3 separate regions of the Homo sapiens genome follow, and all the other regions are linked to region 2. A link is a loop called in an ENCODE intact Hi-C map of the cell type or tissue named here. Cell type or tissue: PC-3. All regions are shown on one strand.

Region 1 (5,000 bases), 120 kb after region 2:
ACTTGTTCTTTCACTTCTGTATTATCACATTACATACTGCACTTATGAAAAACGGGGCAAATGTTTTCTAACAGCCATCGTGACAACTCTGTTACAAACAGGGAGGTACTGTTTAGTTGAAAAACATGGGAATATCCAAGAAAAATGTGAAAGAAGCTTAGAAAATGAAATTTCTTGAAAATAGGAATCGAGAGATTTGTTTTATGATGGGAGCAAGGTTGAAGAAAGTAAGGAATTGATTCCCCATTAGAGATTGCAAACTGATGGCCCGCAGGCTAGATACTGTTTTGTTTATGCACACAACATTTAACCTTTTTTTGGTTCGAACTTTTTGAAGGCTTTCTTTTTCTTTGCAAAGATTTAAAAAATCTGGAGATTTCCCATGAAAATCTCATTTTCTGTCATCTCCTAAAAAAGAAAAAAATCAGAAGTTCAAGCAATATACATAGCACCAGTTATCTGGAGCAGAGAAATGCTGCCCATTCCCACTTTGCCATGGACTTCAACTCATTTCAGTAGCCTGCCTGTCTGCTGTCTATCCCTCTTCTAAGTGGCTCAAGGTTTCATGAACAGATTCACCTCAGAGTCTCAAAGGCAACAGCACGCTATAGTGGCCCAGCTAGAGCCCAGGCATTTTGGAATTCTTGATTTCTTTGTATCTTTGTACCCTGATTATAGACTGATGTCTTTTTAAACTGGCTGCCTTGTGAAAATTAGAGTTCCTCTTTCTTAACTAGGACTGTGGGTAGTAGTGATCCCCATGTGGCAAGGATGGGGCAGGGAAGAGTGTTCCTGCAGGAAGAAAGTGTGTGCAAGCCAGATGACATGCAACTGCCCTCATGATCAGATTTGGATAACTCTGTTATTTACTCCAAACCTTAGTGTCTTACAGTTTAAACATTTATTCTTTTACACACTTTCTGTGAGTCAGAGATAGGGGAGTGGCTTAGCTGGGTGGTTCAGGCTCATAGCATCTCATGAGATTGCAGTCAAAATGTGAGGCTGGGGCATGATTGGGGCTAGGGGAGCCGCTTCCAAGATGGCTCGCTCACATGGCTGTCAGCAGGAGGCCTCAAGTTCTCAGGCTGTGGACCTCTCCATAGTGTGACTTCAGTGCCCTTGTGATGTGGCAGCTGGCTTTTCCCAGAGTGATCCAAGTTGTGACCTAGCCTTGGAAATCACATACCATTACTTCTGCCATATTTATTGGTCACAGAGACCGGCCCTGACATGGTGTTGGAAGGTACTATCCAAGGCATGAATACCAAATGGTGAGAATCTTTGGGGCTTGTTTCGGAGGTTGGGTGCCACTGATTCCAACCTCCTCATTAGCCCTATTTAGAATCAGAGTAAGAGCAAGTCAGTGTAATTGTTTATAAAGTGTCATATCCTTCAGCTATGTTGGATGGAAGAAAGGTCAAAATGTGACCTGAGCACTGGTGTACTCTTGGCGTAAGGTCATTGGCCAAAGTATTATTCACTTCACTAAAAGATTTGCCTGTACTAATAAGAAAGAGAGATTGACAAAAGAGATGAACTGCACTAAGGTATTTGGTGAGTTCGATTTCTTTCTCAAATTATGCAAATTTCCTCCAGCGTTTCCCCCTAAACAATGGGAAGTTGCATATTCTCAAAGCTGTAAGACCTTCAAAGATAATCTCAGAGTGATTTTAAGGCAAAATAAGTAGTTTAATATTTATATCTAACTGCATCTCTGGTGTCTCAGAAGTCTTTGACATCATTGGAATGACTTTGTTAGTACCTTTCCCATAAATAGTTAGCTAGACAGGTGAAAGTTCAAGAAAAATAATGAGATCCTTTACGCAACTCAAATAGACTGTTCATGAGATTCCCTGTTCAACAAACATCTGACAAATTATTGGGTGGTTGTGTTGACCTAGACACCTAGAGTGAGGCACCTAGAGTGAGCAGCAGAGAAAGCAGCCGGGAGATTACATTCTTATGGGACATTAAACTGGTAAGCCAAAAAAAAAAAAACAAAAAACAAAACAATGTATCACCACATGTTGTGTGACGATGAAATCTGTAAGAAAACAAAGTAGATTAAGATAAACACCGTGGTGATGACAGTCCCATGTTTGACTGGCTGGCCAGGGAAGGACTCTGAGGAAATGGTCTTTGAGTAGAGACCTTGACTGAGTGAGGGACTGAGTCTTGCGTCTATCTAGGGAAGAAAGTTTCAGGTTCGGGGAAGAGCAAGTTTAAGAGCCCCCAATCAGAAACAAGCTTGGTTGCTCTTTCGCAATTTCCAGAGACTCCATCTATTCCCCAGCATCTTGGTTCTCACCACTGCACTGCTTATGGTTGACCGTCAGCTTTGCTTTTTTGACCATAGTCTTACAGCCCTGGCTTAGCCTTCTCTGAAAACATACATTTGCACACTAAGCCAGATTCACATGGGAGGTACATTATGCCGTGGCCTAGTCTAGTGTGTATTTCCCCTTTCTCTCCCCACAAAGATTTTACAAAACTTATACATGCAAACAGGTATTTTTGTTTGTTTCACATGAGTCGCTTTTGCATAATATAACAAGCCCATGATTTCACATGTACAGTAATTCATAGAAAGTGATAGTCATCTTGCTTAGACACCTTAGTTCTCAAATCTAGCCTGCTAAATATAGTACCTTCTCAGACCCATATAAGGTGTCATAAAAAAAGAAAAAATAAAGGTCAAAGTTTCCCCACCCACAAATTTGGTTATAAAAACAGCAAAGCAGGGTTTTTCTGAACTTGAATCAGTAAATTTTTAATTTAAATAGTATCCTGTTTTGACAAAGTGCTAAACCACAGAGGTCTGAGAAAGACACTCTTAAGCCTTTGTCAATACCAGCTGGCATCTCTCAACAGGAAACCTTGGATGACTTTTGTTGTCATTTTGTGATGCACTGACAAGGAATGCGTGCCCTTATTTGTTGCATCAAGGAAATGGTCAGAGTACCTCTGATGCGGCTCGATGCCGTTTACATCAATATGTTGCATAATCCTTTGCCAGACAAAACCGGTATTTTGTTGTCGTTGTTTGATCAATTAACATTGGATTTCTGGCTTTGCTAAGTGCACCTCCAGAGCAAGACACAAAATGATGTCACATGAGTTCTGTTCTCTGACCCACCCAACAAAGAACTGAGCTAACCTGCAACCCTTTTCCTGCCTTGGTCTTTTGATCTCATCAGTTGTGCAGCTCACCTCTTCAGGGCCTGCACAGCTCTTGAATGGTGTGGACTGTCCCGAGGAAATCCAAGGTACTATAAGAGCTCTTTGTTGGAATTCAGTCCCTAGCCCTCTCTTTATCTCACTTTGTTTCATGTTGAATAGTAAGTTGCATTTTACTGTTATGGTGACTGCATTTTTCTTATGGGGCCTTCAGGGTAAACAGCCGTTAGTTTCCATCTGTGAACACACATGTAGCTTGTGTTTGGGTAGGGTGCCTGGTGCTTCCAAAGTCATTATTTTCTCTGTAATGTTTGTTCTCCATGGTTGTGCATAGATAGATTCTATGCCCCAGTGCAGGACGAAGAGGTAGCCTGTAATTCCAGCTGAATGTGTTGCAGTTGAAAGTGGGACGGGAGTGGAAGCAAGTGATGGATCAAGCAAATCGCTTTTAATTTTACATAAATTGGTTTTCTGCTTTCCTCTGGGGCAGAAGTTTGCTGCTCAGGGTCATGTTAAATGTCGCTGATGATTTGGAAGAGAGGCATTCCTGGAAAATATCCGGTGAGACAGAACTTGGGATTTCAGTCCCTGCCTCTCATTGACAGACTTGGGGAAATTAGAGATGGAGTCTCTAGCCTGGGATGGGAGCCGTTATCTCTGGACCAGCTAGAGACACTGGAGATTAGAAAAGGCAACAGCAATTTTAGATTCCCGAAGAATAAAATTATCATGACATTTATCAAATGTGCTCCCTTTCCCCCCGGTACATTGCATAATAATGATGTTTGTATATGTTGTTGTCACATAAGCAAGAACGAGAGAAGATCCCCTTTCATGGGATGCTCACAGATTTCCTTAATATGAAATTAACTAGCAGTCCTAGATAAGTAAGCTAGAACTGTAATGGGCACAGTCTGAAAGAGGGCAGAGCTTTCTTTTTGCCCCTTGGCCAAGGACAAAACATGGGCAAGGCCAGTTGTCAACATGAGACACTGGTTTCAGGTTTGCAGCTACAAAGAATACAGTTGTGATGGATTTCAATCCGATATTTGCAGTTCCAATGCTAGAATTTTCAGCCATGTCATCCTGAGTCTCTTTAGGCTTTAGAAACAAAGGATTCATGTTTGAATCGTGACCTGCCACCATGACCTTGGGCAAAATAGAAAACTTTGTTTCTTTGTCTATAAAATGGCCGTAAATGTGCGGTGGCTCACGCCTGTAATCCTAGCACTTTGGGAGGCCAAGGCGGGCAGATCACGAGGTCAAGAGATCAAGGCCATCCTGGCCAACATGGTGAAATCCTGTCTCTACTAAAAATACAAAAAATAGCTGGGTGTGGTGGCACCCGCCTGTGGTCCCAGCTACTCAGGAGGCTGAGGCAGGAGAATCGCTTGAACCCAGGAGGCGGAGGTTGCAGTGAGCCAAGATCACACCACTGCACTCCAGTCTGGCAACACAGTGAGACTCCATGTAAAAAAAAAAAAAAGGCCATAAATGATACCCACCATACAAGAACCAAATGAAAACTTGGACATAAAGCACCCAGCTAGAGACACACAGCATGTGACATACGCTTAACGAAAGGTGCTAATAATGTTATTAGAATTTCACTGGATTGTTGTTGATGATTCTAATATAATATTCCTTAATAGTAAAAAGCTGAAGCCATAGGAGCCCAGTAATCTTCACCTGGAATTTCACAGTAACAGGAAAATAAATGAAACTTTGGGATACTAAATATTAATGGGGTGAAGTAAAAAAAGCTAAGTGGGGCCTGGCGTAGTAGCTCACACCTGTGATGTGAGGCACTTTGGGAGGCCAAG
Region 2 (5,000 bases):
ATAATTTGTTGAACAGCTTATATAAAAGCCTTCTTAATGTACTTTTTTAAAAATAAAACTTTTACAATTTGGGATTCATGGGGAATAAAATAAGTAAACTGGGTACATAGAAGTAAAACTAAATGTGGGCCCGGCATGGTGGCTTATACCTGTAATTCCAGCACTTTAGGAGGCCAAGGGGGGAAGATCACTTGAGGTCAGGAGTTGGAGACCAGCTTGGCCAACATGATGAAACCCTGTCTGTACTAAAAATACAAAAATTAGCCGGTTTTGGTGGTACACCCCTGTAATCCCAGCTACTCGGGAAGCTGAGACAGGAGAATCACTGGAACCAAGAGGAAGAGGTTGCAGTGAGCCAAGATTGCGCCACTGCACTCTGGCCAGGGCAAAAGAGCAAGACTCCCATCTCAAAAATAAAAATGGAAAAATAGAACTAAATGTGGGTTAGGGCAAGTGTAACACCACTGCTGGGGAAGAGGAAAGAAGACACATTATTTATCCTGCTCGTGATAAGGAATAGGTGAAACCATCTTCAAACAGAAAAGAGTACCCCATTCAAGCAATGATTATATGCCCAGGTTTAGCCTAGTTTTCAAAACTCCAGGACTCAATTATGATTTCCCTTTATGAAGGGAAATTGTTACAACTCTTTGGATTACCATTTAGAATTGTCAACTATGTTTATAATCCTTTACTAATATTCTGGTTCATCCAGGGTTCAGGAAAAGAAAATAAAAACTGAAGCTCAGGAGAACTGGACAAGAGCTGAAGTGCAGAGAGTGAATCATCAGCATTTTCTCCTGAAGACAGGACAGTGAGGATACCAGGACACAGCCCTCCACTTTGACTTTTTCATTTTGTTTTTCTCTTAGGTTTTCACTGGGGTGTTGGTTATAGAAGCCCCTTCACTTTTCTCTACCTCCTAGTCATCCATAGGGTAGTGAGCACGGAATCTGAGAACGTTCTGTTCTCAAAACATTAGAGGGAAGATTCTCTCTGTTAGTTGTTCCAGCAGCCGGACTTGCATCATCAATCAGTTGAGCAAGTCTGATTTTCTTTCTCAAGGGCAGTAGAACAGCTCCAGCCCTAGAGGGCTTTTAAGGGAAGTTCTTGATGTCTCTTCCCTGCATGTCCATCAGGTGTTAACAGGTCCTTGAGCCTGAAAAATGGCCTCCTACCAGGGCACTGAATGCTCAGTGGAAATTTTCTTCCCCTGACATTGTCGAGGCCTCAGGGACTATGTTGATTTGGGGAAAGATGATGGTTGGCAGAGAGGGACTTAGGGAACAAACCACAGAGCAACAAAACAAAAACATGAAAGACAACACACTAGTTACTTTGTGACTTTAGGTTTGCAGAACAAAGATTAGATAATTCAAGCAAGGCCTGGAAACAAGAGCAGCTAGAGAAGGTTGAGGAGTTTATTCACAGTGGAACTCCGGAGGGGGATATCTGTTGTGGGGGTTGGGGCAGACCAACACAATTTTTGTTACTTTCTTTTTAGACAGAGTGGAAAATTCCAATAACCTGATTGTTAATCATGTAATTGCCAGAATCCACTTAGGTGTATCTTTATTTTTTTAATATCCTTTTCTCATTTCCATATTTTGCTTTGGATATCCAGCAGACAGTGTTTTGCTGCACTTTGCACTGACATCACGCAGAATTTAAAAAAATTAGCTAACTGATTATAAGTGTAAGATATAGATAAATTACCAAACTGTTTTTCAGTATGTTTTGCTTATTAAATTTTAAGTAATGGAAGGAGGTTTTTCACATGTATCAAAATTAAATTAATGGTGTTAAAGTATCTGTAAAATAGATTGAAACTAATGTTTTAATTGCCGATTGTGTTTCTAAATATAGTATCTCTGATAAGGCATGATAACTTTCTTGTAACACACAGTAAGCTGCTTTATGTGGTAGTGCACATCAGGGAAATTTTTAGAGATTAAACGTTTCTTCTTAACACTTTTGTTAGGGACACACCGAACTTATTGTTCATTCTGGGCTTTGAAGAGCTAAGATTTTATTGATAAGCTGACAGAATGAACCCCTGAGTGGTTACATGGGACATCAACTGATTATTTTATTTTTTGATATTTTGTAAGGAAAACATCATAAACTGATATAGTTGGATTTTTGCAGAGTAGTTGAGAATGCTCTGCATCTGTTTGTGGGCCCACTGGGCTTAAAGGTATCTTAGAATAGAAGCTTGATATGAGGAGACTGGAGCATTAAGGTTTTCCTTCTGGATGAAACATTAAAGATTCGAATCTGTGTTTGACCCATATATTTCATTGATAAAAGAAGATGAGCCCAAGAAATGAATGCAGAGTTACTGAAGCATGAAAACATTATAGTGTTTTAAAGCTGTTTTCAAATCCAACCTTTAGTAGTTTAAACCATGTGGATGCTTTATTTTTATCTGCAAGCCAGGAAATAAAAGGGTATTGACTGAGGTCTCTTGGTCTTATTTTGGGGTGACTGACCTCTTTTTCTTAAAGGGGCCTGTTTTTTGTTTTTTAATTTCTAAGTAATGTCACCAGTAAAGAGTTAAGCGGATCTGACTGGCTTCACTCTGGCTTATATGATGGTGAGTAATGTGATGTTGGTAACAGCAAATTGTTGTTTATAAGCAAACATGGCATTGTGCAAACAAGCAGGCTTGGTCTCCAACCGGTTTGATTTCATGGTGGTCAGCAGCTGATCTATGTAACATACAACCTTTCTGCCTCTCTAAATGTCAGAATGACTGTTTGTTTATCTTGCCTTCTTCCCAGCTGTTTACTCTGTAATGCATTTACCTCGACCTTGATTCTCAAAGAGTGGCCTCTTTCTCCTCCCCAGTTCTGTTTACGTTAGCCCTGCCCCTGCTGTCACCTATGAAATCTGTTGATTATTCCACCTGGTTAATGTTAAATTGCTCTTGTAAGATGATGTGTTTGTTCATAAACACAAATGCTGGGCCCCTTGTTTACTGTACCCATGGCAGCAATCGTTATTAAACAGATATTGCTTTGTTTGCGGGTGTGAGCAGCAGTTTATCCTGCAAGGTCTGTTTAACAGACACACACACACACACACACACACACAAACTTAAATGCTAGAATTTTGATAAAGAAAGAAAAAGGGGAACTTGTCCCTGGAATGTGGTTGAAACAGACTTAGGTTTGCTTTTCTTATCTTTTGCTTGGATGAAGGGGCTGGTGAGATTAGCAAGTTGTTTGGTTTTTCTAAGAGATTTCCTTAGTGTAATGATATCTATGCAGTTGTTTGCTTTTTTCTGAAGGGAGAGAGCTCTCCTGAAAGGCCACTAGCTCAGTAATAGAGCATCAGATGGCTAGAAATTTCTTTGTGGAACAAACAAGGACTTAGAAGGTGTAGGAGAAAAAGTCTAGTACTATGAACAAGGCAGTCACCATTGAAAGGTACAATCCTTGGATTTTGTGTTACTGTGTCTATCTTGCGTGTTGTCCTGTAGGCTTGATATGATCCTGTTGGATGCATGTACTCTTTGTCAAGTTTGAGAAGGGAGGATTAACTTTTACTTTGATGTGTTCTGAATAAATCCCCCCTGCCATAAATGAAGATATTTTAACTGGGAAGAAACTACACAGTTAATATGCATAATGTATTTTTAAAAGCCAGTGTTTTTACTCTTACCTGTGGTTCTTACCTGTCCATTTTAAAGTGAGTTTATGCTTTGTATCATTTCTAGTTAAGTAAAGCAAGCATGTGGCTCTTTATCTAGTTTGGTGTGTGCACATGACGCTTGTCCCTTGGACACTGGGAGCCACCTTAGATAAGACCTGAACATTAGCCTGGCCTTTGTCATGTTTTGCAAACAGTAGAGAAAACTCTCAGCTCGCATCATATCATCATTTTTTTTTTAAGTTATTGTTTGTTGCTGTTTCTGAATTTGCCTTGTGTTTCAATATGAGGTATGCTCTCCTAGCATTTGCTGTAAATTACAAAGATACAACACCGACCAGGGTGAGGGTGGAGGCTGGAGGGTCATGACCTGCAGAGGCAAATGGTGGTCTTTTATGTCAGAGAAGCCTTGCTCATCTGTCTGTGAGAGCAAGTTTCAGGGGGGAAAATACATATATGTATATTGGAGTTTTTGAAGGATAAAATTAAATAATTGTTCCTTTTGCACAACGGAGAAATGCAAGCAACAGAATTCTGATGGCCCACATTCACTACATTACCATGATGCTGTGAACATATTGTTCACTTTGGCCACTAGAGCGGTGAGGGGCTTGAGCCAAAGCGGGAGATACGTGAAGTGTGTCATAGATCACGCCAGTCATTAATCTATGTTATGAACCTGGCCTCGTGTACATTAAATGATAGAAAATATAGAAATGAAAAAAAAAAAAGACTTTTCTGAACTGGTTGTTGGTCACTTTATTCCACTGGGCTATTTGTGAGAATTCAGCTGTTTGAATGTTCAAATGATTAAAGTTCCGTGGGCTTTGTTAGTTCTCAAACTTAAAATCTATTTTGTTCTGTAAAAATGCATTTTAATTACGCTCCCCAGAACACCTGGCCCCATCATGCCTGACCTTCAGAGGCTTCCTTGTGGCAAAGCAAACAGCCTAGCACTGGATTGGCAAAGCTCCTTTTCAGTCTCTATTTAATTATTTGAGCTCCTCAGGATTAATATGCGAGGGAGTGGGTATGCATTCTGCTTTGTACTTGTTTCCTAGAGCGGCTTCTTTCTAACTTCCCTCGTTTGCCCACAGTTGCTATGATTACGGCACTTAAACTCTTGTCTATTAGGAAAGAAGCGAACCAAGACCCACCAGAGCTGAAAAGCTAAAAAATATAAATTGAGACATCTGTAATTTTTGGAGCGGGGTCAACTTGTTATCTGTGCTCATTGGTGTCTTATAAAGATTACGTTATCCAAGAAAGTTTGATGAAGACAGTTCTGAAGAATAAGACATTTACAGTTGCTCTGAACAACTTTACTGCCTTGGCATTGGAATGCA
Region 3 (5,000 bases), 98 kb after region 2:
AGTGCCATCTTTGGAAAGGTGTGTGGCTAGCCAGTATTCCTGTTCTTAATTCTTTGGCAGTGAATGTCTTCATGGCGGTTTATTGATGACATTGTTTTTTTCTTTTTTTACTTGACCTTTTATTTTATTTTATTTTATTTTATTTTATTTTATTTTATTTTATTTTGAGATGGAAGCTTATTCTGTTACCCAGGCTGAAGCACAGTGGTGCGATCTCGACTTACCCTAACCTCTGCCTCCCAGGTGCAAGCGATTCTCCTGCCTCAGCCTCCCAAGAAGCTGGGATTATAGGCATCTGCCACCACACCCAGCTAATTTTTGTATTTTTAGTAGAGACAGGGTTTCACCATGTTGGCCAGGCTGTTCTCGAACTCCTGACCTCGGTCTCCCAAGGTGCTGGGATTACAGGCGTGAGCCACAACGCCCAGCCTGCTTGAACTTTTAAAAAGATTTGTCAGTCATATGTTAAACATTTTAGAGGACTCTTCTGTTTTCTTCCTGCTTTATCTCCAATTCATACTACCTCCCCAATGTCTACCTTTAAGGAGAAACCATCCCATATTGTAAGCTTGAAAGGGTCATTTATAATAAACGTAACCAGTTTTGTTCACAGATACATAATGTGCCTCTTTAAGATGACTAGAGATCAGATTTGCCAAATTTTCCTCTCTGATTTCTATCAAGGTCATCCTAGGTATGTCTCATCTGTTTAATCTTCCTTTCTACGTAGCCTAATCCATAGTATATTTTTTTTTGTGGTCCACCACTTAGTTCTTTTTCTTTATTTGGACTCAGATGGGGTGAAAGTATTACTTTCAACTTGAGTCGCTACATTTCCCCAAGAAGAATTTGGGGAGGGTGAAGGTGACCCTGAAAAGGGCCCTGTAGTGTCTCCCAAGTTTTCGTCTTTGCTTGGGTCCCTCCTGGTCTCTCTGTCATCTTTGTTCAGAGTCTCAATCACTCATGGTCTTAAATTTCATGTCAGATCTTTAGTAGGAATAAAATGTCTGCTTAGATGCCTGTGGAACCGTGGATGAAACTGGCCGAGTCAAAGGGAACGTAAACAAATTCTGGAAAGTTTTCCAACTAAGACTGGTGGGAAGTTTCATTTGCTGTTTCATTTGCCAGGAAATAGGAAAGTCAGGACCCAGTCCCAAAGCGCACTTCCTGGAATCCTTTTTTATGAAGAGTCCCCTGAACCTGTGTAGTAACGCAAAGGATTTTCTTGTTTTTCCTTCCAGGCACTTCAGGTGGCAAGACAGCTCCTTCTTCAGCAGCAACAGCAGCAGCAAGTTAGTGGATTAAAATCTCCCAAGAGGAATGACAAACAACCAGCTCTTCAGGTAACAATTCTTTTTCTTTTTAAATTGACATTATACCCTTTGGGATAAGTGACAAGCAGTTCAGGAGTGGATTGTGTTGAGCATTGCAAATCATGTAAGAAAATCTTCTGTGGAAAGTGCATTTTTGGTTTACCAGCAAGTTGTAACATTTTGGGGAAAATGTGTATTTGACCAAAAGTTTTATTGTCAGGAGTAAGATCTGCTGATTAGTGAATATAATAGAAGGATAAGGAGTTGTAAGTGTTGAGTTGCTAATAGGCAGTGTAGGTTACCAATGAGAAAAGTTCATAGTACTCAGAATTGTCACCACATTCTCTTATGTTGGGTCTAGAAATGGCATAAACACACACAGACACACACCTTACTTTAGTGTAGTCATCCTCAATTGGGAAGATTTTGGCGACCCCCCCACCCCCCCACCCACCACCAGGAGACAATGGGCAATGTCTAGAGACGTTTTTCGTTGCCACAACTAGCAGGGCAGAGGTGTTGCTGGCATCCAGTAAGTACAGGCCAGGGATGTTGCCAAACATCCTGCAATGCACAGGACACGACACACCGTGATTCATCCCAGAATGTCAATAGCATCAAGAACTATGACTCGGCCTGAGGAGGATGTGGTACTTTTAACATTATGGCTTGTAATGATTATAATATATACCCAATTCTTCAGTGGATATGTTCAGAATGTTTCTAGGTCAATAATTTTTAAATGGCAAGAAATTTTTATGTAAAGATACAAAAATGGTTGTTCTAGCAACTTCTGATTTCAGGCACATTGAAGGCAAGGGCTTAATGGAGTAGAAGAATGAGTAAGTTTATAAAAATCTAATTTGGGGCCAGGCATGGTGGCTCACGCCTGTAATCCCAGCACTTTGGGAAGCTGAGGCAGGCGGATCACTTGAGGTCAGGAGTTCGAGACGAGGCTGGCCAACCTGGTGAAACTCCATCTCTACCAAAAAATACAAAAGTTAGCCAAGCTTGGTGGCGGGTGCCTGTAATCCCAGCTACTAGGGAGGCTGAGGCAGGAGAATCGCTTGAACCCGGGAGGTGGAGGTTGCAGTGAGCCAAGCTCGCACCACTGTGCTCCAGCCTGGGCGACAAGAGTGAAACTCCATCTCAAAAAACAACAAAAAAAATCTAATTTGGGTTTTTGACTCAAAGTAGAAAATTGTAATAGAAGTTTCAAAGAGACTTGAATCAGGGTCTTCATGCTCACGTTTAAGAGAGGGCACTTGGCACCCGGGTCCTAAGTGGTTCAGACTACTTTCATAGCTGAAGGTGGGCATCCTTGTCACAGGAGGGGACAGAATCTATAAGCGGTAGCTGATAGGTATATAACTTGGTGCCAATTAATTGGATAATGAGGTCAACCTAAATTCTAGCTTGTGTTTACTTTTCACAGGTCAGGGTGAACCACAGCCTGTTCCCAGATTATCCCCAAAGATCAAACTGACCTTGACCAACAAGTTCTAGTTCTTCTACATGTACTTGGGAAACTGTCACTTTCCAGAGAGAGTTCAGCACTATAGTGACGCTTTATTGGAAAAGTTGACAATCTGCCTTGTTTACTAACCCTTCTGTAAACACTTATTTGGTAAACCATCACCAGACCATGTGCCTTGGAATGCGTGCGCATGCAGGGGACATTTTTAATGAGGTACAGTGCCATTGAGGGCCCATGTCAGGTGCTATAAGAAGTGCTTTGTTGTGCAGATGTCTTAAGAACAGCTCTGGAGGATGAAATACGACTATGTTGACCTTTCAGCTGTGAGCTTATTTGTCAGGATTCAAATAAGTTGAAAGGATCAAACTGAACAGTTTCCGTAGTCAGACTGGGAATTGTGTTTCAGAGGTCAGCAGCGGAGGCCACATTGCAGATTCCATAACATAGCCAATTGTTGGTACATATTAAAGTACTGGGGCATCTCCTGTGGACAGAGACACAATTAAAATTCTAATTTATTAATGTATACAGGGAGCTAGCCCAGCCTGTCACTCAGTGATTCAAATGATGGTCCATTCTTTTTGCCTCCCTCTTGGAGCTCTTACAGCCTTAAAAATACCCCGAGTCCTCTTGAATTCATCAGGCCTCAAGTGCATTGGGAAAATGAAAATATATTATTGGGGGGGAAATCTTACACATAGTAGAGCTTTGGTTAGAGATAATAAAAAAACACACACATACACAATCTGTCTGATCACACTGCTCTTCAGTATTGAATATCATTTGTGATTTTTTTTATGGTAGAATTATTTTCCCTCATACTTGCTTTTTAAAAACATATGGCATTTTTAGGTAACTTCTTTTCCAAGATGAACGAAGTTCCTTGAGGGCTAAATATAAGAAGTAAAGTTTCAGGGGATTTCCTTTTGAGGGCTCTTTTTCTTCTTGCCTGTTACAGGGTTTTTAGCCACCATGCAGAAGTGGATGATATAGAGGGCTCCGTTTTTCTTGGCAAGGACAGTGTCAAAACCAACCTCACACATTCTGCTGAGCACTTCAGTCTGTATAAAAAGTAGGGGGAGAAGGGGTAATCTTGAACGCTGGTTTTGGTAAAGAAGATGTCTTGAGTTTTTCCCCTACCCCCCAAGTAGAGGAATTGACAAGCAGAGAATTTAGACCAGCTTTAAGATTTGGCCGGGGGAAATAAATCTAAAAGGTTGGTGGACTGGTGTGTGTGTGTGTGTATCACAGACGATTGCTGAAGGACCCCTCAGCTGCCTGATAGGGTCATGCACATTCAGTAAGCTTTATTAGGTTGGCTGGCCTTCCACAAACAGAGGAGAAATTACTATCCTAGGTCACATGGTATATTACCTCATTATAAAAATATGCATATAGACTGGTGATTCACAGAAGGAATAACCTTCATATTTAAATATATCTTGCCATACTGCATCCTTGCTGAGGCGTCTCCGCCGGAGTGGCTCTGAAATGAAAGGGAAATCCTACAGCAAATCTTAACAGTGCTCATCTCTGATCTTCTCACCCTTCATAACTACACTGAGAGACCGATTTTAGCAAATTTCAGATCTTCTGCATAGAGGAAGGCTTGACAGGGAAGAAGGATTTGATCTGCTGATAGCTTGAGGGAAAAAAAAAAACCCCCAAATCCCCAAATATACTGTGACTCATATTTTAAGCATATCTCACACTTCCCTGCTTTATGTTTGGCAGCGCTCTCTGGTTTCACAGGCTGATGATACAAACAAAAGAAAATGGAAAGTTAGAGGAGGCTATAAGTGGTTACTCGATAGAGATCATAAAATATAGTCAAACATCACCAATTTGGTCTAATTTCAGGGAGATGAGAGTAAATAAGAGAGAAATGGCACTCTTTGCAGATCCACATACTGAACCAAATCTGAGCTGGTCACATTCTTGGGTGATGTGGTTTATTAATGAAGGCATTAATCGGGTATAGATATTGCTTCTGAAGTTCTTGAGAAATATTCTACTTAGTAACCAAAATTATCTTTTTACTTAGTCTGTTCATTTGCTTCGCAAATTTTTTTATGAATGATACAAATGAAAATTGAAAATTGGCCCCATCATAAATTCAGAATCAGAATGATCTGAATTAATTAAGTGCAAGTTGGTGAACATTTCCAAAGCAGGCTGGGCATGGTGCTGGTGTTCATGGGATACAGAAC

What was found. A loop is a pair of places that touch in the nucleus more often than their neighbours do. Peaks named below come from ENCODE experiments on the same cell type or tissue, not always from the same donor. Only the 100,000 strongest peaks of a DNase experiment are listed, where the experiment ranks them.
Region 1: a loop joins it to region 2, with 2.8 times the contacts of the local background. A loop is called at or near these places in 2 of 110 quality-filtered maps.
Region 3: a loop joins it to region 2, with 2.7 times the contacts of the local background. A loop is called at or near these places in 3 of 110 quality-filtered maps.

Annotation. Positions count from the first base shown.
Region 1 is chr3:71,085,399-71,090,398 of GRCh38, reverse strand. The region is part of intron 7 of FOXP1 (forkhead box P1); the gene reads left to right. LOC124906247 (a long non-coding RNA gene) reads right to left here. Exons shown (of 2, transcript XR_007095956.1): 2 at 1,684-5,000. Among named protein-coding and RNA genes, the nearest start is that of FOXP1-AS1, 200 kb to the left of the region's middle. RefSeq lists an enhancer at 2,456-2,555. In PC-3, no CTCF peak of the experiment used is centred here; a DNase peak (open chromatin) is centred at 2,908; H3K27ac peaks cover 1,841 bases.
Region 2 is chr3:71,206,633-71,211,632 of GRCh38, reverse strand. The region is part of intron 5 of FOXP1 (forkhead box P1); the gene reads left to right. Among named protein-coding and RNA genes, the nearest start is that of FOXP1-AS1, 81 kb to the left of the region's middle. RefSeq lists an enhancer at 917-1,462. In PC-3, no CTCF peak of the experiment used is centred here; a DNase peak (open chromatin) is centred at 2,682; H3K27ac peaks cover 2,292 bases.
Region 3 is chr3:71,108,879-71,113,878 of GRCh38, reverse strand. It overlaps FOXP1 (forkhead box P1), which reads left to right. Exons shown (of 21, transcript NM_001349338.3): 7 at 1,242-1,343. Among named protein-coding and RNA genes, the nearest start is that of FOXP1-AS1, 180 kb to the left of the region's middle. In PC-3, no CTCF peak of the experiment used is centred here; DNase peaks (open chromatin) are centred at 1,898, 4,128 and 4,488; H3K4me3 peaks cover 1,263 bases; H3K27ac peaks cover 3,775 bases.